Linked DNA regions of Mus musculus: all the other regions are linked to region 3. Evidence: chromatin loops called from intact Hi-C (ENCODE). Cell type or tissue: heart. All regions are shown on one strand.

What was found. A loop is a pair of places that touch in the nucleus more often than their neighbours do. Peaks named below come from ENCODE experiments on the same cell type or tissue, not always from the same donor. Only the 100,000 strongest peaks of a DNase experiment are listed, where the experiment ranks them.
Region 1: it touches region 3 in a loop (3.0-fold over the local background); 5 of 42 quality-filtered maps call a loop at or near these places.
Region 2: a loop joins it to region 3, with 5 times the contacts of the local background. A loop is called at or near these places in 13 of 42 quality-filtered maps.

Annotation. Positions count from the first base shown.
Region 1 is chr8:8,326,683-8,334,682 of GRCm38, forward strand. No RefSeq gene overlaps it. Among named protein-coding and RNA genes, the nearest start is that of Gm31135, 150 kb to the right of the region's middle. In heart, a CTCF peak has its summit at 4,724; a DNase peak (open chromatin) is centred at 1,519; H3K27ac peaks cover 581 bases; H3K27me3 peaks cover 446 bases.
Region 2 is chr8:9,170,992-9,178,991 of GRCm38, forward strand. It overlaps Gm39128 (a long non-coding RNA gene), which reads left to right. Exons shown (of 3, transcript XR_870129.3): 2 at 2,525-3,308; 3 at 3,666-3,783. Among named protein-coding and RNA genes, the nearest start is that of Gm39128, 7.4 kb to the left of the region's middle. In heart, a CTCF peak has its summit at 4,078 (motif pointing left); no DNase peak of the experiment used is centred here; H3K27ac peaks cover 609 bases; H3K27me3 peaks cover 384 bases.
Region 3 is chr8:8,655,303-8,663,302 of GRCm38, forward strand. Efnb2 (ephrin B2) reads right to left here and starts at 5,940. Exons shown (of 5, transcript NM_010111.6): 1 at 5,182-5,940. The coding sequence starts at 5,312. In heart, CTCF peaks have their summits at 3,742 and 6,755; DNase peaks (open chromatin) are centred at 3,709, 4,439, 6,019, 6,669 and 1 weaker place; H3K4me3 peaks cover 7,134 bases; H3K27ac peaks cover 6,498 bases.

The DNA.
Region 1 (8,000 bases), 330 kb before region 3:
AGGACAGTACGTCCAGGCATCCTCTACCTGTCGGACTCGTGGGCTGGCACCACAACCTCAGGAGTTACTCCCTGGGCCCTCCCCTGGTCAAGGGAGTGCCTAGCAGCAGGCTCCTTCCAGGTTGAGTGACCTAATAAGCTGCAGCAGAAGCAACAGTGGACTTGTTGAAAGAACAGCGAAAGGGACAAAGGGGAAGTAGTGGTGTTGGGGAAGTAGAAGGAGGCCCAGGTGAATGCCTGGGGCTTGCTGGACAGACAGTCTAGCCTACTCAGGGAGTTCCTGGCTAGTGAAAGACACTGCCTCAAAACAAAACAAAACATAGCTGACTGGAACCTGAGGAAAGACATTCAATGTTTTACTTTGTCCTCTACAAAACAAAAAAAAAAACAAAAAACAAAACAAAACAAAACAAAAACTATACTCACATATGTACTCCAAACTACATGAGTATATGTGCATCTTAAGAATAAGGGAAATGCTAATAATAACATATCAGGCAGGGGGAGGGGCCTGGTGTCTGTGTGATGGCCATTGGCACTTTCCTCTCTTAGACTCAGGTCTCTGCTCAAAGGTGTCTCCTCAAAGAGCCATGCCCCTGCCACCCACTGTCACCCCCCTCCTGATCCTCCATTGTTTCCACCTATAACTGCCCTCTGTTCCTCCAAGCCTGCATGTTCTACCTCCCGATGGATACAGTCTTAAAGGATCTTACAGTGTTTCCAGCCATTTGTTTCAGATCCTTCCCAAAGAAATGCACTTCTGCAAGAAACAGTGTCTCACTTTCCTTGTTCCTCTCAGAAGCCTACTGCCCAGCAAATACTAGAATAAACAGAGAGAGAAATCAGCCAATCTCCATCCTGGTCTGGTTTTCATAGGCAATCTGTTTACTGCTGAAAACTACAGCAAGCATGTTTCCAGTGTAACAAGAGTGCTCTAACATTAGCATCTATCTGGGCTGTGCCCTGTGAGTCTGCCATACCAGACCCAAGCATCCTGCATGTTTTGATATTATGCTTTAGGTTTAAAAGCCTACAGGGTGGGAACCACAACCTTCCATATGAAGGCTCTCTGTTAAATACATTGTAATTAAGAAATTTCACTAATGAGCATTCTGACCTGGATACCCTGAAGCCAATGGTTTATTCTTAAAACTCAATATTATTTTATAAGAATTTTGTTTATTTTTCTACAGACTTAAAAAGTCTAATAAGGTAAATTCACTGAGTAGATAGAAAATCAGAAGATTCAAATTCAAGTTCTCCCTCTATTATCTTCCATCTAATGCTGTGTGAGTAGGTGTCTCTCTGTGTCAGTTTCCTGGTGGCAAAATTAAGGTAATAACTTCCAACCCGACCTGAGCAGATTGGGGGCGGGGAATCACCTTTTTAATTAGTGTAAAACACCCTGCTATTCTGAAAAAGTGTGACACTCACTCACAGAGGCTAGTGCTCCAACTCAGCTTCCAGGAAATGCTTCCAGGGAACAACTGTTAGACACACAGCTGTTCAGAGAAAATGCAAGCCAGAGAAACGCGTGTGATTAATGGGGCTGAGCAGAGTCTGTGATAACAGTACACTCATTGGACTTGGCTGGGATTGTCCTTCTAGAGAAGTTAAGTATTTTATAAATACTATCTCTTTCATCCTTTTAAACTTCCTGTGATGTGGCATTTATTACATGCAGCTTCCAGATGGACAGCCAACCACAGAGAAATGTATGGCTGTTCCAAGGGCCCAGGAGGGTCTGTATGCTCAGAAAAAGGAGGAGGGGGGATGGCTTTGATTGATGGAGTCAGTCATTCATCTGCTCGTTCACTCATTCACTCAACAGGAAATGTTGAAACTCCATTATGTGTCAGACGCTGACCTCGGGACTCAGGGAGGAGACTGGGATAAGGAAAGCATGTTAACTTGTGTTGAGCTGAAGGGCCCAGTAAAGGGGAACACAAAACAAGAGATAAAAGGCACTCACATGAAGCATTGCAAATTGTGACACATAGTAACAACATCGTAGGGTCTCAAAATGATTCTAGTGCTATGTTTGTGTTATAAGGATATAAATAAGCTTTTAATGGCATGAAAAGATGTGTACTGAGTTAAAGAAATGTAGAGGGGGCAGCTTGTTATGTGGCATAGTAGTTTATGCAAATCAGAAAATAAAGAACTGTACTGTTAGTATAACAGGTGCCCAAACTATGGGCCATTTCCATCCCTTTCTCCATATCTAAATGTGTGTATGTGTGTGAGCACATGTATCAAACCGCATGAGTGGAGGTCAGAGGACACCTTGCAGGAGCCTTTCTTTTCATCGTGCGGGTTCTGGGAATAGAACTTGGGCTGCCAGTTGTGGCAGCAAGCACCTTTTCACCCACCGGCTCTACTCTCTTCTTTCTTTATAGCTATTTTTTTTAAGTAAGCGTGAGTTGGTAGTGGAAAAAATAAACCTCAAAAAACCACTTTAAATACACCCTACAATGCCAAATGCAAAGCCTATGGACAGACTCTGGATAGAATTCTGTGTAGCAACCATGTATCCACATGTGGCTCTAAGAAGGACCCCACAAATGCTCACAGTCATCTATTGGATGGAACACAGAGCCCACAATGGAGGAGCTAGAGAAAGCACCCAAGGAGCTGAAGGGATCTGCAACCCTATAGGTAGAACAACAATATGAACTAACCAGTACCCCCAGAGCTCGTGTCTCTAGCTGCATATGTAGCAGAAGATGGCCTAGTCGGCCATCACTGGGAAGAGAGGCCCCTTGGTCTTGCAAACTTTATATGCTCCAGTACAGGGGAACACCAGGGCCAAGAAGTGGGAGTGGGTGGGTAGGGGAGCAGGACGGGGGAAGTGGTATAGGGGACTTTTGGGATAGCATTTGAAATGTAAATGAAGAAAATATCTAATAAAAAATAATGTGGAGGGAAAAAAAAAAGCAGGATTCCACAAGAGAAGAACCAAGGGAAAGGAAGTGCTTGTGAATGGACGCTGGCCTGGTCCAGGAGGAAAGGCGCTGCTGCTTGACAAAGAAACCATGCTGGCATTGGTCTAGGTGAGCATAGAGCTGTGCCGACATTGTGCTGCCACAGTCTGAACCTTGGCAAACTCCGATAAGGCAATATCATGCTACCCTGCGCCCAGGTGCACCTTCTCAGAGGCAGGGGACTGATTGAAAAGGGGAACGGTATGGGCTCGTTGGTTTCTGGTACATCAGTGGGATCAAGATGTGATTGGGTGGATTCTCAGAGAGACCGATCAGGCAGCACCTGGACCTTTTCATTGTGTCTGTTAATATAAATAGTGTGGTCTAGGGAATTGCCATTATATGAGATGCTGAGCTATGACTTACAGGGGTAAAGAGGTGGCATAGTTACCATGCTGGCTGGCAGGCTCTGCCTGAGTTCCTCCACCCACAGGGAAGTCACAGTCACAAGAACAAGTCAGGGGAGGAAGGCATAGCCTGTCAGTAAAGCTAATGTAGGATACCACTTCTCCAGCTCATATGCGACTTTTGCATGAAAATGCACTTTAATAAGAACATTTTAACCTAATTCCCATTTTTAGATTTTAAGTAATTCTTGCTTTTATGTTTAATTTTAACCAGCAAGTTATCAGTGTATACACTTTATGAATATACCTGCTGGAAGTTATCGGACAGTTTCTTTACAGTAAAGGTATTAGTAATATATGTGGCAGATTAAGGATGGTCACAGTTGTTTGTGTTTTTCTCTCTCTGGGAGTCTAGGTGGGTTCTATGATTAGTTTGAGAAGGAATACTCTGGAATGTGTCAAGCCGTTTGGGCTCTAAGCCCTAAAAGAATGTGGGCTTCCACTTCATGTGCCTTTGAATGGCTACCACTGGAAATAATCCAGTATTTTGTGTAAAGACCCAAACCACACACTGAATCAAAGTTCAACAATAGCAAAGTTTCTAGCAGTAGCTGGCAGCAACAGCCAGTCACCAGCATGAGCAGTCCTAGCAACGTAACACAGTCAAGACTTCAGAAAACTCAAAATCCGGCTACTTCCTTCACTGAACCAGAGCTTCCAGGGACTAAACCACCAACCAAAGAGCACACATGGAGGGATCCATGGCTCCAGCCGCATATGTAGCAGAGGATGGCCTTGTGGGACATCAATGGGAGGACAGGCCCTTGATCTTATGAAGGCTCTATGCCCCAGTGTACGGGAACACCAGGACAGGGAATCAGGAGTGGGTGGGTTGGTGAGCAGGGAAGAGGGTGTGGGGAAGGGGGTTTTTGGAGGGGAAATGAGGAAAGGGGATAACATTTGAAATGTAAATAAAGAGAATATCTAATTAAAAAAAAATAGAGCCACCCACAAGTTTAGGGAACACACTGCACCTGGAGGGAAAATAACTTAAAACTGTGAAAAGACTTTCGTTTAAATTAGAAAAAGATAAACAGAGTTTATTATAATGGAGTTGGCTGCAGTATTGTCTAATATCACCTTGGCTTTGTGTCTAAAGAATAGGAGAAAGGGTTTCAGGGAGACTACTGCAGGGGGATGGAGTGGGAGAGAACTCTATTAGAGACAGGAGAAAGGGTAGCCTAGGTCACATAGATGGAGAGAGCTAAACAATACTGTCACCAGCAGCAGTGGCAAGAATGAACTCTGCACCTAACAGTCCAGTCCGGTAGTTTTGGCTGAGGACTTTCCAGTCAGAACAGTGAAAGATGCAGCTTTGTGCTTACTCTTCTCGAGCACAAACGCCAGAGGGCTGAGACGTGGAGAGACCAGCCAAGCAGACTTGCCTAGTTTCAAGCTGAACTTGAGCATGAGTGGAATGCAACACTGGCTGGAAAAGATTAAACTGCTCCTCACCCTCAGCAGCTCGGAGGGAATGACTCTAAAAACACATTATGCTGATAAAGACGAGCCCTCCGGAGGGTTCTTCAGCAGAGAGCCTGGAGTCTTTTTGTTTTAATTGCTCCTTTTAGGTTTTCACGTGACATGTTTTTAATCATATTCACACACACACACACACACACACACACACACACACACACACCCCAATCCTTTGCTTGGGTTTTCGAGACAGGGTTTCTCTGTATAGCTCTGGCTGTCCTAGAACTCACTCTGTAGACCAAACTGGCCTTGAACTCAGAAATCCACCTGCCTCTGCCTCCCAAGTGCTGGGATTAAAGGCATGTGCCACCACTGCCCGGCTCCATCTTAAGGTCCCCTGTTGACCTTCCCTGGTGGACAGGAGGTTCTGTGAAAAGTCCACAGTGCATGTCTCAGAGAACCTTGTCACTGAACAAAAAAGTTTGTTTAGTCAACGCCTCAGGAATGTTTCATAGTTCCCTGACTCTTGGCTCAATCGATATTGAATGGGGGTGGCCTGAGCTGTGGCTCACAGCACTGGGGATAGAGAATCTTAAGAGGCCACCTCCTTTTGGGAGGCAGGAACCCCAGTGGAGAGATAGGAACACCAACCCACCCACAAAACTTTCAACCCAACACTTATCCTGCCTACAAGAAATACAGGGAAGGGGGAAGGAAGTAGAGAGTAAGGGAATGGCCAAGCAATGACCAGCCCAACTAAAGACCAATCCCACGGGCAAGCACCAAGCCCTGACACTATTAATAATTGTTATTCTTGCAGATAGGAGTCTAGCATAGCTGTCCTCTGAGAGGCTCCACTCAGCAGCTAACTCAGACAGATGCAGAGACCCACAATCCAAAGTGGATGGAGCTTGAGGACTCTGATGGAAGAACAGGAGGAAGTATTATGGGCCCCAAAGAGGATAGAAAATCCACAGGAAAACCAACAGAGTCAACTAACATGGACCCTTGGGGCTGCCAGAGACTGAACCACCAGCCAAAGAATATACACAGGCTGGACCTAGGCTTCCCTGCACGTAAGTAGCAGATGTGCAGCTTGGTCTTTGTGTGGATCCTCAACAACTAGGGCATGGCTATCCCACAAGCTATTGATTTGTGGGATATGTTCTAGCTGTGCTGCCTTGTCTGGACTCAGTGGGAGAGGATGCACCTAGTGTTGTAGAGACTTGAAGTGCAAGGGAGGTGGGGATACTCAGGGGGTCTCCATTCTCTCAGAGGAGAAGGGGAGAGGCAATGGGGGAAGGATTGTGGGAGGGGGTGACAGGGAGGGGGTGACTGACAGGGAGGGGGTGACAGGGAGGGGGTGACAGGGAGGGGGTGACAGGGAGGGGGTGACAGGGATGAGAGGCAGTGATTGAGATGTAAAGTGAATAAAATAAATACATACAAATATGCATACATACAAACACACATCATACATACATACATACATACATACATACATACATGAAAAAGAAAGATCCAGACTGGTAAGAAGAAGCATGTGTTTTACCTAATAAGGCATGATTTTATAAACAAGGATCTATGCCATCTTTAAAAGAATTATATGTTTGTTCCTGAGCTGAAGAGGTCAGAGATAATAAGAAATACACAGGGTGTCAGGACCCTCCTCCAACTACACCAGGCTGTAAGCAAGCAGAGGGAGTATTCAGATGCTAACTGTTGATGTTTTATGTAAAAAGAAAGATGAATTGAAGGAGGAAATAACAATCCAAAGAACAAAGCCAAGGGCCATAGAAAACCATTCCTAGGGGGAAAATCATCAAAACATTGGCATTGTGCACCCAGATAGATTTTCATTCAAAATATACCATACATGTATATACATAAATATGCACACACACATATACACACAGAGATATAATGTATATATACATATACTAGATACACATGATATACAAACATACATAGAAACATATACATACACCTACACATGCATATACATGTATATACATGCTAGACAAATGCATTTACACACATACAGACATACATACACAAATATCTACATATATACTCATCCACAGGTATATACACACATATAGAAAAGCGAACATAGATACAGATACATAGATACACATGTGTATACCCTAGACATACATAGATATACACACATATCTACATGCACATAATAGAAACACATGTATATACACACAAATATATAGAGACACAGATGTATAATATACACATATAATCAAAATGTTCATGTAGCATTTTCTACAACTAAAACTGAAGGCAGCCCAGCTTTATCAGCGAGTGTAATTTGCCTTCTGATGCTGGCCAAAACCCACCTGAGGAAAAAAGTGTTCATTTGGCTTACAGGTTACAGATCATGATGGAGGGAAGCTCAGGCAGGAACCTAGAGGCAAAAATCTGAAGCAGAAAGCACAGAGGAACAGTACTTACTTGCCTGGCTCTCCCTAGCTTGCTCAGTTACCTTTCTTAAAGTCCCCAGGACCACCTGCCCAGAGGAAGCCCTGCCCACAGTGGACTGGGTCCTCCCACATCAATCATTAATCAAAAAATGCCCCACAGACTTGCCCACAGACCAGCCTGATGGACACCGTTCCTCAACTGAGAGTCCCTCCTCCAAGGTAACTCTGGTTTGTGTCAAGCTGGCACTAAATTAACCAGCACAGCTAGTCAATAAATATGTATCATCTATAAGAGGACTTAAAATTATCAGGTGGATATGTGTTACTGGCATGAAATGACAGCTATGGGTCATTATGAAGGGGGGCGATACATAGAATATACCCTAGTGTATAGCTTTATTTTTAAAAGTAAACGAGCATTTGTGCACATCTACATTTATTTGCATATGCATGTGAAAAAAAAAAGAGTCTTGAATGATCCACTCAAAATATTGCCTAGCATGGATATACAGTGGAGTTGATGTTGAAAGATGACGGGTACGTGTGCTTTCATCAAGTTCTGCAGGCACGCACAAACGCAGACCGCAGACACAGAGACCAACTGTCAGAGAGATGGGTCTGCAGCCTGGAAGCTTTTTGCTCTGAGGAGCGGACGGGCAGTCTCTGAAAGGGAAAGAGAAAGTGAAATCATGAGGATCCTGCAAGTGAGAGACACACTCCTCTTAGGCTGAAGCAGAAAGACCCAGAGGAGCCAGGAAG
Region 2 (8,000 bases), 520 kb after region 3:
AAGAATTAGTGATCCTGAGTTCTTGATGTGAAAGTTGGAGAACAATGTGACAAATCCCAAATACCTAGTAAGCAAAATTTAAAAAGCAATGTCTAATAATGTCTTTAGAAAACTAATTTCGATCTATCATTTAGAACTAAAGTGTAAATCCTGACAGCATTTGAGTGAGAAAGATCAGGGAGAAAGCATGTAGTGTAATTGTCAGCGGGCAAATGTGATTTAGTATCCGTAATTATTAATATGTCAAAGTGGGCTTGAGTTTTCTTGAGCCTAGTTAATGAGAAAACCTTCATACACTTGATCTTAGCCAAAAGGCTGAGAAGTGATGAGAAACGATGAGAAAACCTTTCTTTTAGGCTTTTTGTTTGTTTGTTTGTTTGTTTGTTTGTTTAATTAAGCATTAGTCAGGTATTTTTCTGAAGAATATCTTGTTAGAAATCATAAACTGGGCCTTTGTCACCACAGAAGATTCTATAAGACTGCACACACACACACACACACACACACACACACACACAAACACATACCTGCACATTCTTATACATACTCACATACCCTCACACCCACACAAATATACACAGAAACACAAACACCTCTGCCTATACATACACACATACAAACACAAATACACCTGCACACACTCACACACACTTATACACATGTATCCACACATATACTTGCAGTCAAACATCATGCAAATATATACTCACACGTGCACACAAATGCACACACAGCCTAGAGATAAAACAATTGACTGTCTAGTGAAGTATTTGGATGAGCGTAAAGTTAAAGAGAAAACAGGCACATTAATTGAAGAACTACATCATTATTTACAGAACACTGACATTTCTTGACTCTGCTTCCATAGAATGATCACAGCCATCACCATCAGCCCAGGGACCTCCAGTGTCATTGTCCTTAAACAAGCAGGAATGCTAAAGACAAACAGTGAAAACCAGGAAATGTCACCGCCCAGTCACTTTATTCTACCACCATAAAGAAACTGGCCAGACCTGAAATGTCTAGTTAGGCCAGGATACCGCACTTGACCTGCCAGCTCTGACCCCTTAGGAGTAAACAAAGAACAGTTAGAGCTATTTCAGTGCAGCTGTGGCCTGAAGCAGCTACAGGAGCAATCACAAGCTCACAGGGACAGCAGGGTCAACCACAGCCTGCACGGCAGCCCCTCAAAACATCCATAGTGCCTCACTTGGTCCGTTCCGTTCAACTCTTTGAATTTCAACTTGATCTGATTTCCAAAGTTCTTACACAGCTCATGTGCACAGTTATGTCCTGACCTGGTTTGGCTCATATGCCATGATGTCAAGCCCAGAGAACAGTCACCCAGCTTGTGTGACATGCCCCAGTGCCCACCTCACCGTCGCTTCTCACTCAGCACAGCAGCTAAGGTCTCTGGTTTGAAAGCCAACAAGGTGTCTTTATGCTAAGTAACATGACCGGATGCTGTAGGTTGAACATCAATACTTGTTGGTTTTTCCAGACTAATTCCTACCTGCCACCTCTTAAACTTTCCTTTTGTGTGAGTGGCTTTTATATATTTTTAAGCAGCCTGAACAGGACCAAGCTTAAGTTGACATAGAGTGAAGAGCACGGTTGGGGGCTCGAGAGAATCTTGCTCTGAGATGGAGTTGTTATAGTTTAGAGAGTTCTGCTACTTTGCCTGCAACCTTAGGAAACCCACTCTGTCTCCTCATTTGACACAGATTCCACAGGGTGCGGTTATCAGTGAGCCCCAAAGGCATCAGAAGGGTTATTTTATCTAAAATTATTCTTTCCTACACTGTTGGAGTTACTATGGTAATTATGGCGAAAATTATCATAGTATTATTTAGTATACTGCATATATATGTATATAACTTTTATTATATCCAATGGACTTTTTCACATGTCAACTTGGTCTTAAATCTCACAAAGCCCCATCTGATCAGTATGGTCATTATCTCCACTGATAAATGAAGCCATGCTTGTCACACACCATGTGAGTATCCTGCTTCTTGGCCCTGCATGGTGAGTCGCTAATCTTATGCAATTTTGATGCCGCCATGCAATCATCTCCTTGGTGCAGCTAATGCTCAGCACTGCGTTAAGTCCAAAGTCACAGATGAGACTAGAGACACAAAGGCCATGGCCAGAAACTGCCTGATGCTATCCCTAGTTGTATCAAAAGGTGAGACAGGATGTTTGCCATGAGCAGGGTGCTCTGATGGTCTTATATATGCTACAATCTCTAGGAGTTGAATAGCATTTGGTTGCACTTCCCCCTAAGGCACTTGTTATTTCTCAGTGGTGTTCTATAGAACTGCACAGACAGAGAGGGAAGAGATAAATATCCCGTGCTGAACCTCAATGAATCAATCAAAATACTGACATGGATCAAAGTCAGTTCTTTCTATGTCTCCTTCAACTGTGCTAATGAATGAAGCAAATCAAACAGTTTTATTTACTAACGACTAAAAGTTCAGGCCAGTAAGCACATTAATATCTGTTCTTTATTTCTCTACAGTTCAACCAATTGCTATAGAATGCAGTGGGACCACCTTCCAGGTTAGATGTATTGCTTGGGGCTACCAATATTCACAACACATCGATCCTCAGTCCCTTAGACAGATGATGTGTGACCTGCAACAATTCACCGAGAGCCTGTCCTAGATGCTGGTCTGAGCCGAGTAAAATGGAGCTGATGAGAGGTCTCCAGAGCTGAACGCTGGAAGATGCATAGGCCCTGGCCGGGAAGAGGAACAGCTTGTCAAGCCCTGTGTGGAATAGGAGTGGTGGGATGAGGACTGTGTCAACCCTACTCTGATGTATGAAATGAGACAACAGACCTATGTAGGAAAGTGGCAGGATTTGTGGTGATAGACAGGGACTTTGCTGTTCAGTATCCACTGTTAGAAGGCAGCCACACTTTCGAGAGAATCTGAATTCAGCAGACTGTTCAGAGAGTAAAGTCATTCCTTCAGACATGCACAGCTCTATGTCACCACACTGTAATTCGGGACAGTATGAAGTCCTTGGAGGTTAATGGGCACAGTGCCCGTTGTGTAGATGTACCACATTTTCTTTATCCACTCTTCAGTTGAGAGATGTCAAGTCGTTTCCAGGAGATGCCCTTAGGTGAAAGGGGTGACACTGGAGACTGTGATCAACAGGCGGAGGCTGAGCAAATATCTTCAAATGGATGGCATGTTTGGAGAACTCTGCTTTATTGCCAGTGCTAGCCCTACTTGAATCGGATTCAGCAGGACCAGCTGCAGAAGCTGGGTAGGAGCTACAGAAGCAGGTATCAGGTAAATACAGATTGGGGACTGCAGTCAACACCACTGCACGTGGGTGGAAGTCTCTATGAAAACTTCCCCTGAGATTGAGACAAAGCTCAGCTTAGCAGTCCAGGACAGACAAACAGCTGCTAAAGTTCAACGAGGAAATCTCCCAAGTCATTTGCTAGGTCGGGATGTGATAACACGTACTCCCAGGGTACCGTCCCCACAGCGTCCCCATCCTGGGTGTTCCATTTAGCTGTGCTGAATCTGTAACTCCTATTCAGGAGATCATAGAGTGCCCAGGCCAATATTTCTCATTTGTGTACCTATTGAACTTACCCCTCCCTGAAAGAAAACCCTAAATTTACCTCTTATTTTAAGCAGCTTTCATCGTCGCGCTAGGCAACCTAGAAGGTCCCAAGCCCACGGGACCTGGATTGCGAGTGCTCTACATCATGGAGACCGCACATAAACATCGCCGAGTTAAAACGCAATGTATCACATGGAACTTGGAAAGCTACCTTGTCTTTTTTTATATATTGTGTGTGCTAACTCATTCAGTCTATAAAGATGAAATCTAAAAACCCAAAGAAACAAGCATCTCTGAGCATATAAGACTCATTTTACATGTAATTAGAGCTAACAATTTCTTTCATTTATAAAACATACTCTGATGACCTTTGAGGTTGGTGGCGGGATAGGACATTAGCTTATAATTACGGTTTGATTTGCAAGGAAATGTTGAAATAACTTCCTGTGGAACTCAAGAGCAGATTTGAAGCGGTGAAGCACCACTGCCCCCTGCTGTTGCACATTGTCATAATCGTCAAGAGATTTAAGAGAAAATCACTTTGCAAGCTAGAAGTGAACACTTTCCGTTCAGGATTGTGAAAATCTAATTTTTTAAAATCTCTTCACATACTTAAAATTTTTAATTATGTTTTAATAGTTTAAAATGCAGATATAAATCGCCAATTCAGAAACTCTTGAGACAGTCGTGATGGCTGCTAACATCTTGCACTCACAGAACATTTTAAAAGAACAATTAGTGTGACCTGTCATTCACTCAAATTATCCCCAGGAAGAGGGGAGTCATCACCCTTCATCTGCTCAGCTTCTTAGGTCTGCTGCTGTCACCCCTAAATGCTTTCTCAGTACAAGACATAGACATTTAATTTGCATGCTTTTACAGGCCAGTGGGTGTTTCTTTATTCCACAGCACCAGCAAGACAGTTCCTAAATTGCACAAACAAACGATGGGCCGTTTTGGAGTGAAACTGGTCTCCATACAGACAGAGCAAAATAATGAGACATTTGCCAGGTCTCCACCATCACATCCTATTACAACGGAAAACTGCAGTCAAAACCTGAGAATGGGCCCCCATTTCTACTTAATTATGATTTATGACCCAACCAAGTATCGATGCCTGCTCCAAACACTAGCTTATTTCTTATTCTTTTGTATCTAGAAAGGCAATTGCATCTGTTCTCGGCTTAAGGGTTAGAGCAGAAAGATTGCCTTCAACCTGGTTTGTGTCTGTCACTGCACAAGAAAACACCCAGATGGGGACTATTTGCTTTAGATATCCAGACTGTATTTGTGAGAGTTTTGTTTACGTTTATCTTTTTTCTTCTGTGTTCTGGCAGCCACATTTTCAGGGTCTGCAACCATTCCTGCAGAGGGACGTCCATTTCACTAATAAGATCCACTCGGATGCTGCAGTAAACTCATGTCAAAGCTTTGTAGCTTTGTCCTATTAACTGCTCACGAAAAACCTGATTGCCTTTCACATGCCTTTTATAAAGCAAAAGAATGTTGTCCTGTTGCAGAGCGGTCTGTTTTGGTACTAATGGCCAGAGTGTAGGGGGAACTCACCTGCCACACTGTTGCCGCTTCGTATCCTCTGTCACCTTTGCAGAATGGCCTTCCCCGCAGCAGAGTGTCCGTTAAATCAGTCAGGAACCCTACAGTAGAGCTGATGCTGCAGAGGAATAAAAGAGCTGAGATCTGGGTCTCAAACTCCCTGTTCTAGTTTGCTTTCTGTTGCCGAAAAGGCGCCATGACCAAAAGTAACCTGAGGAGGAGGAAACGGTTTATTCCATTGTATAGTTTTTATTCAGTCAGTAATCAGGGGACACCAAGGCAAGGACCTGGAATCAGGAGCTGAGGCAAAGACCATGGAGGAACTGTGTTTACAAGCTTGTGTTCCCTGACTTTCTCAGCCGCACCTCCTTAGGAACGGCACACCCACAGTTGTCTAGGTTCTCCTATATCAATTAGAAATTAAGAAAATGCCTCCCAGACTTGGCCACAGATCTGGGCACTTCTTCAGGTGAGATTCCATCTTTTTCTGTGACCCTAGGTTGTGGTTGACAGCTGAAGCTATGACACCTCCCATAAAAAGAGAAAAATTAATTTAAGCTTGAGATAAGCCCTGGTGAAGAAATGAAGGGAGTTCTTGCTAGAGGGAATGACAGACATTTCAGCTTGAGGCTGTGGCTGTGCCAATGAACCCTTCACATCTCAGATGTGCTGATTGGCAGACACACTTGTACTATGTATTCCACAAAGAAAACATGTGGCCAATTAAACCATGACCCCATGATTTCCTTCAATTAGAATCTTTATACTCATCAGAAGCGATTATTCTAGATATATTTAGATGCAGCTTTTAAAATCAGGTGTCACCTTTAGGTGAATGTGCAGAAGAAAATGTAAGCCAAATAAATTAACTAAAGTAATTACAAAACTTTCTTTTTCCTGTTTAGAGTTCAGTGGGGAGTGTGGAACAAGAGGAAGCTAAAAGACCCGGCCGAGAGCATAAAGAAAAGGCCTGGCTTATAGGAGAAATAGAACAATGATTTCGGCAGCGTGCAGCCAAGAGCCGCATTGTAAAGAATCTTGGCAATGTGGATGGGAATAACTCAGAAGAGAATGAAGAGGCAGGCCTGATCCCTGGGCAGCTGGCATGCTGTATTCGTTTATTCTCACCTTTAGTTCATTAGAAGCAACACTGGGAAGAAGAAATGTAGGAGAGAAAGGTTTAGTTTTATCTTACGGTTTTCATTCCTGGTGTCAGAAGTGTTCCTCCCAGGAGGCAAGAGCATTGTGATAGACACCTTACTTACAGATTCAAAAGGAGCAGGAGAACTCGAGAACAGTGTAGCACTCAGTGGCCTGACCACAGAACTAACCCGTGAGAGCTAGAGTGCACCCCAAAAAGGTTCCAAGCCTTCGAAATAGTGCCACAAGCCAGAGATTCAGTGTTCTAAACATGAGCCTGTATGGCTAGTCCGATGGCAATCATCACACTCTGCCCCCGGCCCTCAAAGGCCATCACACAATACACAGTGAATTTGGTTGAATTTCGAAAGTCCCTGAAGCTTTAATAGTTTCAAAACTTGAAAAAAAAGTGTGTGTGTGTGTGTTTACTGTGACGCAAGACACCCTCTAAGCTGTGAGTGTGCATAAAGATGAAAAGAGAGTTATATTCAGTGTGCACACTAAACATGTCCATCCCTATATGGAGAAACAGAGTCACAACAAGAGAGACTGAACCAAACTAAGATTAAAACCCAGCCGGGCAAACAAATTCTTGCAGCTTACCTCACATGGTGAAAGTCCAACAGACTTAGTTCACACTACAACCCTGAAATATGCGGCCCTCACGGCATCACCTTGACCTAGGTGCAGTAGGGTGCCTATAGGCTGCTTCAGCAGACATCACAAATTCCTAAGATCTTCACCTACAGACTGGTGTCTTGGAAAGTGGAAAGTTTTCTTCCTAATTCTGGAAGCTGGAAATCCAAGATAAAGACGTTGTTAGTCTCTGAGGCCTTCCCCTCTGGTGTGAGGGTTAGCTTTCCTTTCACTGAGGTTTTGTGGGTTTCTCTTTGTATCTCCTGATCAGGAGAGCAGCTGCATTGAAATAAACCCAGTCTGTATGACTTCACAGCTCCGTCTTTAAGATACAGTGTTAAATATCTTCACGTTCTGAGATAACAGGAGTTTGGATGTAGGTGCCATCCCATGTAGCCCCATGTTAACTGGCTTTCACTCTTGCCACATAAATCTTTTCACAAAGTTGCTCAAACCCTATCACCTCTGGAGCTGTAGTTGGAAGGAATTCTAGTGGCATCAGTGTGAACTTTCCAGCCACACCTGATGCTTAACTTTTCAGACGTGAGAAACCATGGTGCCTGCAAGACCCCAGCATTTGGAGCTCCATAGCCTCTGCTCCTTGGAGAGATGACTCGGGTGTAATCAAAGCAGCTCTATCACTTGTGAATAGGAACGTTGTAAGAGTTTATTCTCTTGTGCTCTGATGATGTGTGAGCGTGCAGACACAGTTTCTCACCATCTCTGGCTTTGGAGAACAGTCCCTGGATGTTAGCAGTCCACAGGCTTCGCCACATCACTTACGATGGCTTCCCAGGAATCGGCATCCACTCCCAAGTGGCTCAGCAGTCTATAAACTGTCTCCCTTTTAATCTCTCTCAACTGTTCATCTTCTGAGCTCATTTCTTTGTAACTTGATCTGATTATCTCAAAATTTCCTTGGTGATAGCAATAGTTTGGCATAAATGTCATGTTTCTATTCAGCAAGGTCAGTGTTTAGAATCTTAAAACTACCTAGCTATCTTCAAACCTCCATAACTCTTTTGGACTCACCCGGATCTGTCCTTAGCTCTCTCTCTTGAGACACACCTGAAAGTTTG
Region 3 (8,000 bases):
GCAGGTCTCTGCCTGAAGCCCAAATAGATGAAGGCAAGGGCGGCGAAGGGCAGTTAATCCTACAGAATGGCTGGCTCTGTCAGGCCAAGAGTTAAGTAGGAAAAGCTTCCAGGCCCTAAGGACTGCAGCGAGCTGTGAGTTTTAATCAGCCTCCATCTCGGTCTATAAAAAGGCCGTCAATGAAAGCTACCTTGGCCATATTATCTCCCACCAATGAGCAAGAACTGCACGGCTCCCTTTCTCGGCTTTGGCCACCCCAGACCACAAGTGGCGCTTTCATGACTCTTAATCCGGGTTCCCAGGTCTGTGTGGCTCTCACATAACCAAACAGCCTGGAGCGAGGGCCTTCGCCCCACACACTTTTCAGGGACGTGTCATTTCTAACAGCAAGCTAATCTATATGTTGCCATGGCTTCCCCTTTATCTGCCTTTACATCTTATGAACTGCATGGATTTACCACATTATTTTTATCTGAAAGACAGAAAATGGTGGTTTTATTGCCATACAATCAGATTACTGCCGCTAGCTCCTCTATGCCTTTTTACCATACTTCAATCAAAAGGGATCCGTTTCTTTATGCTCTGCCCTTGATTTACTTTACATCTGTAAAGACGTAGTCTGGGTTGTAATCCCCTTATTAACTATGACCAGGGTTGATTTGCCTAAAAATAAAAGCAAATTGTGTCAGACCCTTTCACTTTGTTTTTGATTCCGAACTACAAAATGGATTACTAAAGAAATCTTCAGAGTTCACACGGCTGGTATAGTGCTGAATTTAAAATGAGAATTAAACAAGTTAAACAGGGGAGCCGTGTCAACGGTTTGCATCTCCCATCACGGGAGAAGGGCTGACTGCTTGCTTTTGTATTCTTCGGCTTTGCAGAGACAATGAAGCCACAGGAGTTTTTTCCAAGCTGTTCGGAACACGTCTCGTTTGCTAGCCTTCCTTTGGGGTTGTTCTTATTCCTTGCCTGGGCGGGGGTGGGGGGTGGGGGGTGGGGTCTAATCCACCCCTTTATGGGGGGAGGGGAACCTACCTAGAGAGAGCTCACTTCTCTCTAGAAGCTTACAGTTCTACCGGATCTGCATATTTTAATCAAAATATTTTAAACAGTCCAACACTTCTCTTTATGCAGGAATATAAGTGGCCTGAAAAACAGGTTCTTTATGCAGGCAGCAAAGGCAGGCGGTAACTGGAGACATTTTAATAATCTTTTGGAGAAGAGGCTTGTTAGTGTCCAATTCGTAATTAGATATTTTAAGAATAAAGTTTTCATTAGAATGTCAAAGAAATATTGTTCCTTAAAACAATTCTTTTCCCAGGGCCTACAGTCTATATATGCTGTTCCCTGCCACTCCCACTTCTGTGACGATGCCCTGCAGTCATGCTCGGATCTGGAATAGTCTCCCATTCCGAGAATGCCTTCTGAAATGCAGCTTCAAGTCAGGTGTCAGATTAAGCTCCGGAGAGCAACCCGAAATATTTCAGCTGAAGATTAGACAACAAGGATTTAGTTACTGCAGGGCCCTCAGTGCTAGTCTGAAGGAGGCTATCCTGTGGATCCAGCAACAGGATTCGTCTTAGTGTGCGAAGAGGCTCTAGGAAAGCTAATAAACCCATTCCAACACGCGGTTTTCAGGGGGTTCCTGGGGATGCTTAAAATTCACCTGTCTTTCGAGCTCCAGCTACCGAGTCAGATCCACCAGGGTCATTTGCATTTCTTTGCATTAGTAGGACAAGTGTCAAGAGCTAAGCTTTGTCAAAGATTTAGAACCAAGTGCCTAGCAAATTATCTTAGCCTCAACTCTCCTTTGGGGGCTGGAAGCTGTAATTGCAGGAGGTTAAGAAGTTCAGTCCCAGGACACATGACTCTCAGATTCTCATCTGAAAAGGCATCCACATTTGTCTTTGTGTTCTGCCAGGCTCTGCTGTGGAACAAGGACAACGCACAACCCATAGTTTATCATCCTGACAAAGCGTGAGGAGTGTGGATGTGAGGCAGTACCAATCCCAACCCCGGTGCTTTCTGGTTTGCTTTTTTCCCCCCTCTCTATATTAAAACCAACAAGATTGGCCCAAATGCAAACTGTGGAGCATAGTTCAAGGGGCTATTCAATCAATGCTGAATCTGTATTTGTTTATCTACAAAAATAGGAATTTCAGACACAATAGAAGGTAGGCTGGCGTATATGCGTTATTGACCGGTTATTTAAGCAGTGCTATCCATTGTAGTTTAGTTTATCAATTTGACAGGCCTGTATTTATTCAGAGCCTGACTAGGGAGAGGCCTGTGTTTCAGGTTATCTGGATATTATCCAGCCATTCTTTTGTATCAACTCAATCAATTTCAGGAATTCAGTATTATGTGTGGAAAAACATTGCATGGGAAAAGCACAGTGCTCTGTAAATTAACTAGTATGTATGTGTGACTTATAGAATTAAAAAAAAAAACCAGACATAAATTAATACTGGAAGGAAATATTCAAGGGTGTAATTTCTTTTAGAATCCTCTGCCAGTGTAGAGTTGCTAAGCCCAAGTGAAACTACTACCCATCAAAACCACAACAAGCAGGCACCGCTTTATTCCGGCTAAGACACTACAGTGGGGAGGGGGTTCTACTGAAATGTTAATTAGAAATGGTTGCCAGGCTTTGCAACTCTTTCCAGAACTTAAAAATAGTTGAAAAGTGACCTAAACAGCGCCCACATCTTCAGATACAATGTGACTAATCTGACAGGGCAGCCACATAATCTTTGAGTACACAGAACTTCTGATTATTACATAAACTCTCCAGGATGGGATGGCAGGCAATGTGATTAAAGTAGTTATGGAGACTCCAGTTTACAAAGGATTCTCTGGGCTCTACAAGCAAGCAGCTGCTGCATGCTCCCTGTGTCGACCACCTGCTAAAAAGGCTGACCCCAGAATGAAACAAATCTAATTACCAATGCCTGTTTCATGACAAGTGACTTGTTCATGCAAAGTAAGGTAAAGCTTCCAAGCGTCTGGCTACCTACCTGCCACATTTTACCTACAGAAACTTTTCTCTGAAAAAGTGAACAAGGGAGGCGATGCCAGGCACTAAAAACTAAAAGGCTCTTTTGTGTTACTCTTCCGAGGAAGAAGTCTTTCTGATCTCACAGACAGCATTCAGCCACAGGCTTTCCAAAGACTTCCAGCCATCCTCAAGAAAATTCTAAGACATTTTATTGTGGAGGCCAGGGAGTAATCACACAACTGCACGGTACAGGGAGGCCTGCTCCTCCAAAACCCAGGGCCCTAGCAGCTCTCTATACATCTGTGGCCACAGCTCGGAAAACTATCCTGTTGAAGATCAAATCCCTCCCTAACATAACAGGTTTCAAATCAAAGACATGATTCTCCAAGTGCTACGTGCACTTGGTGGCAGTGCTGTTTAAACAAATCAGTATTTCTAATCCTTCCGTCTGCACACCCAAGTATAGTGGTCACTATGAACAGAAAAGATGGTTATGTTACTCAGAAGGGGTTTAATGGGAATTTCTTTAAATTAGACTTAAATATAAATATTAAATCTAGGCAGTGGGGGGGGGGGGGGAGACTCGGCCTCCCCAAAAGAGGCTGTGAGTGAAAGTGCAAAGTGGAGAGAGGGAGGCAGCCCAGGGAAGGGATGGGGGGATGGGCGCGCTCATAGCTAGCATTCGGCAGGGAAGGGTGACCTCTGTAGGCACCGCGAGCGTCAGCAGCAGCTACCACCAGGGCCCCAGTCCGAATGGCAAAGGCTGCAGCGCTCAGATCCCAGCCAGGCGCCTTCGGGCACCACCAGGTGCCTGTAGATCCCGTGTGGATGCAAAGATACCACGCCAGGAGAGCAAATGCAACACCTTGCTTTAAAAAACAAAACAAAACGAAAAAATTCTTTAACAGATCAAGACTACGTTAGAGGGGGGCCGCAGTAAGTTTAAAACAAGGGCCTCCTGGCAGCAGGCAAAAAAAAAAAAAATGTTTTGAGTCATTTACAACTATAGATTTTTTTGCCCTTTCGAAGGGAAACGTGTTTGGTCAATTATGTTGCTGAATTTGAAATTTACCACTTTCAAGAGAGTAGGTACAATTCTTTGCTTATGTGGTAATTTCAAAAACAATTCGTTCACCTCTACTCTGAAGCCGTGCACCGCACGCTCAACTCCAATTAGGCCATTGATTTTGCTTCTAATCTGAAAGGTCTGACTCCAACCAGGAGCCAGCCGCGTCTCCACGCTCTCCTAGGGCTGAGTCCAGAATTCCGCACAGCACTTTCTGGCGGTGGTTGGGAAATGAGGTAAGAAGCAGCACCCAGGCACGGTTACTGGGGCCATGGCTGCGTATTCCAAGGGATGGCTAGCATTTTCGAAACAAGGAGCGCACTCAGGGAGACCAGACCTGAAAGTTAGTCTCAGGCCTGGTTTTCTCCCGACTGTGCGCTTTGCTAAAAGCAAGTCTGACTCCCGATTCCCCAAGTGCAAAGGCTGCAGCGTTGACTGGGTAGGGCCCTGAAGGCGTCGTTAAAATTAAGCCACCTAAGTGGACCGCGCCGCACTGGACCTAGACCACCAGTTCCGACGCGAAGGGAGAGGCCGACATGCAGAGAGCTCGCCGCCTGAGCTCTCTGGCTGAGCCATCGAGCTCCCCGCGCACATTCGGGCTAGCAAGAAGGCGCCGAGGTATCCCGGCTCAGGGACGCCCCGGGCCCAGCTCCCTTCCTCTAAGGGACGCTCCACCACCCCAGACTCTCAGTTCTTGTCGCCTTCTCGCTGGGCCCCGGCCCGTGGCTCCCGCGCTCCTCGCAAGCGCAGCATCTCTCGGAGCCCGCCAATGTGTGTCTGTAGCCCCGTTAGTGGCAACGTCCTCCGTCCTCGAAAAAGAAAGGAGGCCGGGTAGCGCCATCAGACACCTTACCGGGCATGCCACCAAGTCGCCAGGGCTTTGGGACTCCTAGAGCACTTGAGGTTGGAGCCTAATTAGAGTACCCTTGGAACCCGCGCTCTCAAGATCAACCGGTCCCCACCTAGAGAAATGTGGAAGGGTGGGGGATAGGGGACAGGAGCCCCAGGTTCTAGAAACAGGGTCCAAGGCCTCCTCCCGCCCGGACCATACAGCGTACCCCGGGCGCCGGCCGAGGGCACCGCGGAAGAGAGAAGGCTCGTGGACACCACTTACTTGGAGTTCGAGGAATTCCAGTAGATAGGCTCTAAAACTATCGATCTGGAGATCGCAGTTCTGCACAAAACCATCAAAAGTCCCCAACAGTACTTCCACACAGAGTCCCTCCTGGACCGGGCCATGGCCATGCCCAAGCCGCTCCCAGTTCTGCGCACTCCGGGACGCGTTGGGACCGGCCGCGGGCAGCGACCCCCAATCCTCCGGGGCGGACACGCCGCGCCGCTCCCGCGGTCGCCGAGGCCAGGTGCGCTCACCCTGCGCGTCCCTCAGCGCGCGGGGTGGGGTCGAACGCGCGGGGCGCGGCGGCTCGGCGGACTCGGGGCTCCGGGGCGCTGCGCCGGACGCAGCTGGGACAGTCGGCTCCCGTGCGGCTCCAGGGTGCCGGGCCAGCCGCGGAGGGCGGGCGCGGCGAGGGCACTGGGCCGGGACAAAGGCCCGCAGCGGAGAGACGAGTCGGTGTGAGGCGGCGGGTGCTGCTCCCCGAGAGGGGCCGCCTGACTATAGATCCAGGACAGCGGGCAGTGGCCCGGGCAAGCGAGCGCCGCGTCGGCGCGGTTCCATGTCCTGGAGCGCAGAGATAAAGGGCGCCTCCTGAATCCTCGCAACTCGCGGCCACTAAGCAGTCAGGAGAGCACTGGAACCCCCGCAGGCGTCTGACGCGCGCGGGCCTTTGTGTGCGGGGAGGGCGCCAGGACCCGCTCTGCGCGCAGCTCCGCGATCCGACCGGTGCCTCTGTCCCCGCCGCGGAGAGTCAGCGCGCCGGGCGCGCTGTCAGAGCACTATAAACGCGGGGCCCCGCCCAGTCAAACGCAGCCCATTGGCTCGCCGCGCCGCGAGCGCGCGCTGATTGGGCAGCATTCCCGTCAGTCTGCCGCCCCCTACCCGACACTGGGCACCCAGAGGTAGGGCGCCCCTGACAGGTGAGCCCCGCCCCCAGGACGAGCCCCGCTGGGCGCCGGGCACAGGGTTGGTCGCCTCTTAGCCACTCGCACCAGCAGGGTCACCTCGCCCGGCAAGTGCCTGTGCTGGCGAGTGCCCTCGCTAGGATAGGGCGAGACGTGGTGGACGCAGCGTTCCGCCTTGTGGCGCTCGCTCCCTGCCGCCCCTCGCGCGTATGGCGCCCTGGTACTTGGCGGATCCCTCTGAGCCATTAACTGAGGGCCTTCTAACTTGATTCTGGCACCAAGTGTTCCGGCCCGGTCCGACGCAACTCAAATCAGACTCTCACGAGGCTGAGAGCCTTAGCAGCCCACCGGCAGTGCGAGCCAGTCTGCCGCCCTTCCCGACCCCGAGACCCAACTCCGTGCGCCCGCTCCCTTTCCGGTCCTCTCCCCGCAAGAACAGCGCCTCCAAAGCTCCACTACCAACGTCTGGGAGGACTTTTCTTCACTAGCTCCCGGGACACCCCGCGACCCCACAGTGGCCAGGAAGTTAGGTGTGACCCGGACAACTATCAGTCAGAGAAGTGGCAGTTGTGATACTCGGTTGCTTGCCCAAGACCGATTTTGAAAAACTGAACCACGGCTGTGACTTCTACGGATCCACAGCGCCCACTAGCGCCCACTTTTGCCTCTCCGTACTTCAGAACAAGCCTACCGGTTACAGGATCAAATCTTAAGGATCCAGATATTCCCAAGTCGAAAACCACTTGCTTAAGATGCCCGTTATCAGAGAGAACAAAGTAGGTGGAAGGCACAGTCCCATGTACAGCCCATGGCCCAGCAAAAATTAACCACGTCTCTTCTTACAATGCTGTCCATCAATACCAGAACTTCTTCAAATGGAACTAAGCAGTTTCCACACCGATATCTTTAAAAACAAGCCCCATGATTTAGTTACTAACTACTCCCAACACCCCCCCCGCCCCCTTCATCCTTCTTTAAAACAAATTTCGAGCTTTAAAAAGTGTTGACTTTCAAAAACCTTAATGTAAGTTAGTGTATACTGCAACTACGAATTGGTTTGGAAAAACTCGTTTAAGACCAAAACACAATGTATTGAACACACCAAAATACAGCTTTAAGAAACCCTTTTCTGTAATTACTATTTTTAACTATGCCTGCAATATGATTGTGGGTGGGGAGATGGGATTCACGCTAGGTTAAACAAGGGTTACACACACACACACACACACACACACACACACACACACACACACACACACACACACAGAGTAATGTTTAACTTCCTGACTGAAAAAACTGACAGGAGCTGCTATTTGACCTTTACTGGAGAAGAGGAAAAAAGGGCACTTGTTTTAACCCAGCTTCTAAAAATACCATTTTCAGTAAGCCAGATACCCTAACACTCAAGGCATTTTACTTTGGGGACAACGTAAATATACTTTAAAAAAAATCAAAAATAATCCTGTGTGACTTCTAAAGGGGACATGGAGTCAGTAACTGCACACATATCATTTTGGTCCTCAACTGTTTATCCAGTCATTTAGGAAATTAAAACATAACCTCAAGCCATTTATATTTAACATTACATTTGTCATTATCCCAGGCAAATACAAAAGAGAACCATAGAAGAAATCCTAAAGCACGGCCACAGCAAGCATGCTGCAGTGTCTCTGAGAAGAGCTTCGTTTCACAACTAAATCCTTGGATGCTTTGAAAACAGGACACAACTCTATGCCAAATGACAACAAAATCTGAGGAAGTCGCTGGTTCCTAAAGCTAAGGATGCTTCTCAGTCAATAGACTTGGGAATTTTAAAAGTACAATGTATTACAAAATATAAATGATTTCTTACAGAGTGGCAGCAAAGCTGAAATTTCACAAAGAACAATCTATTAGCCAGCAAAAATGTAC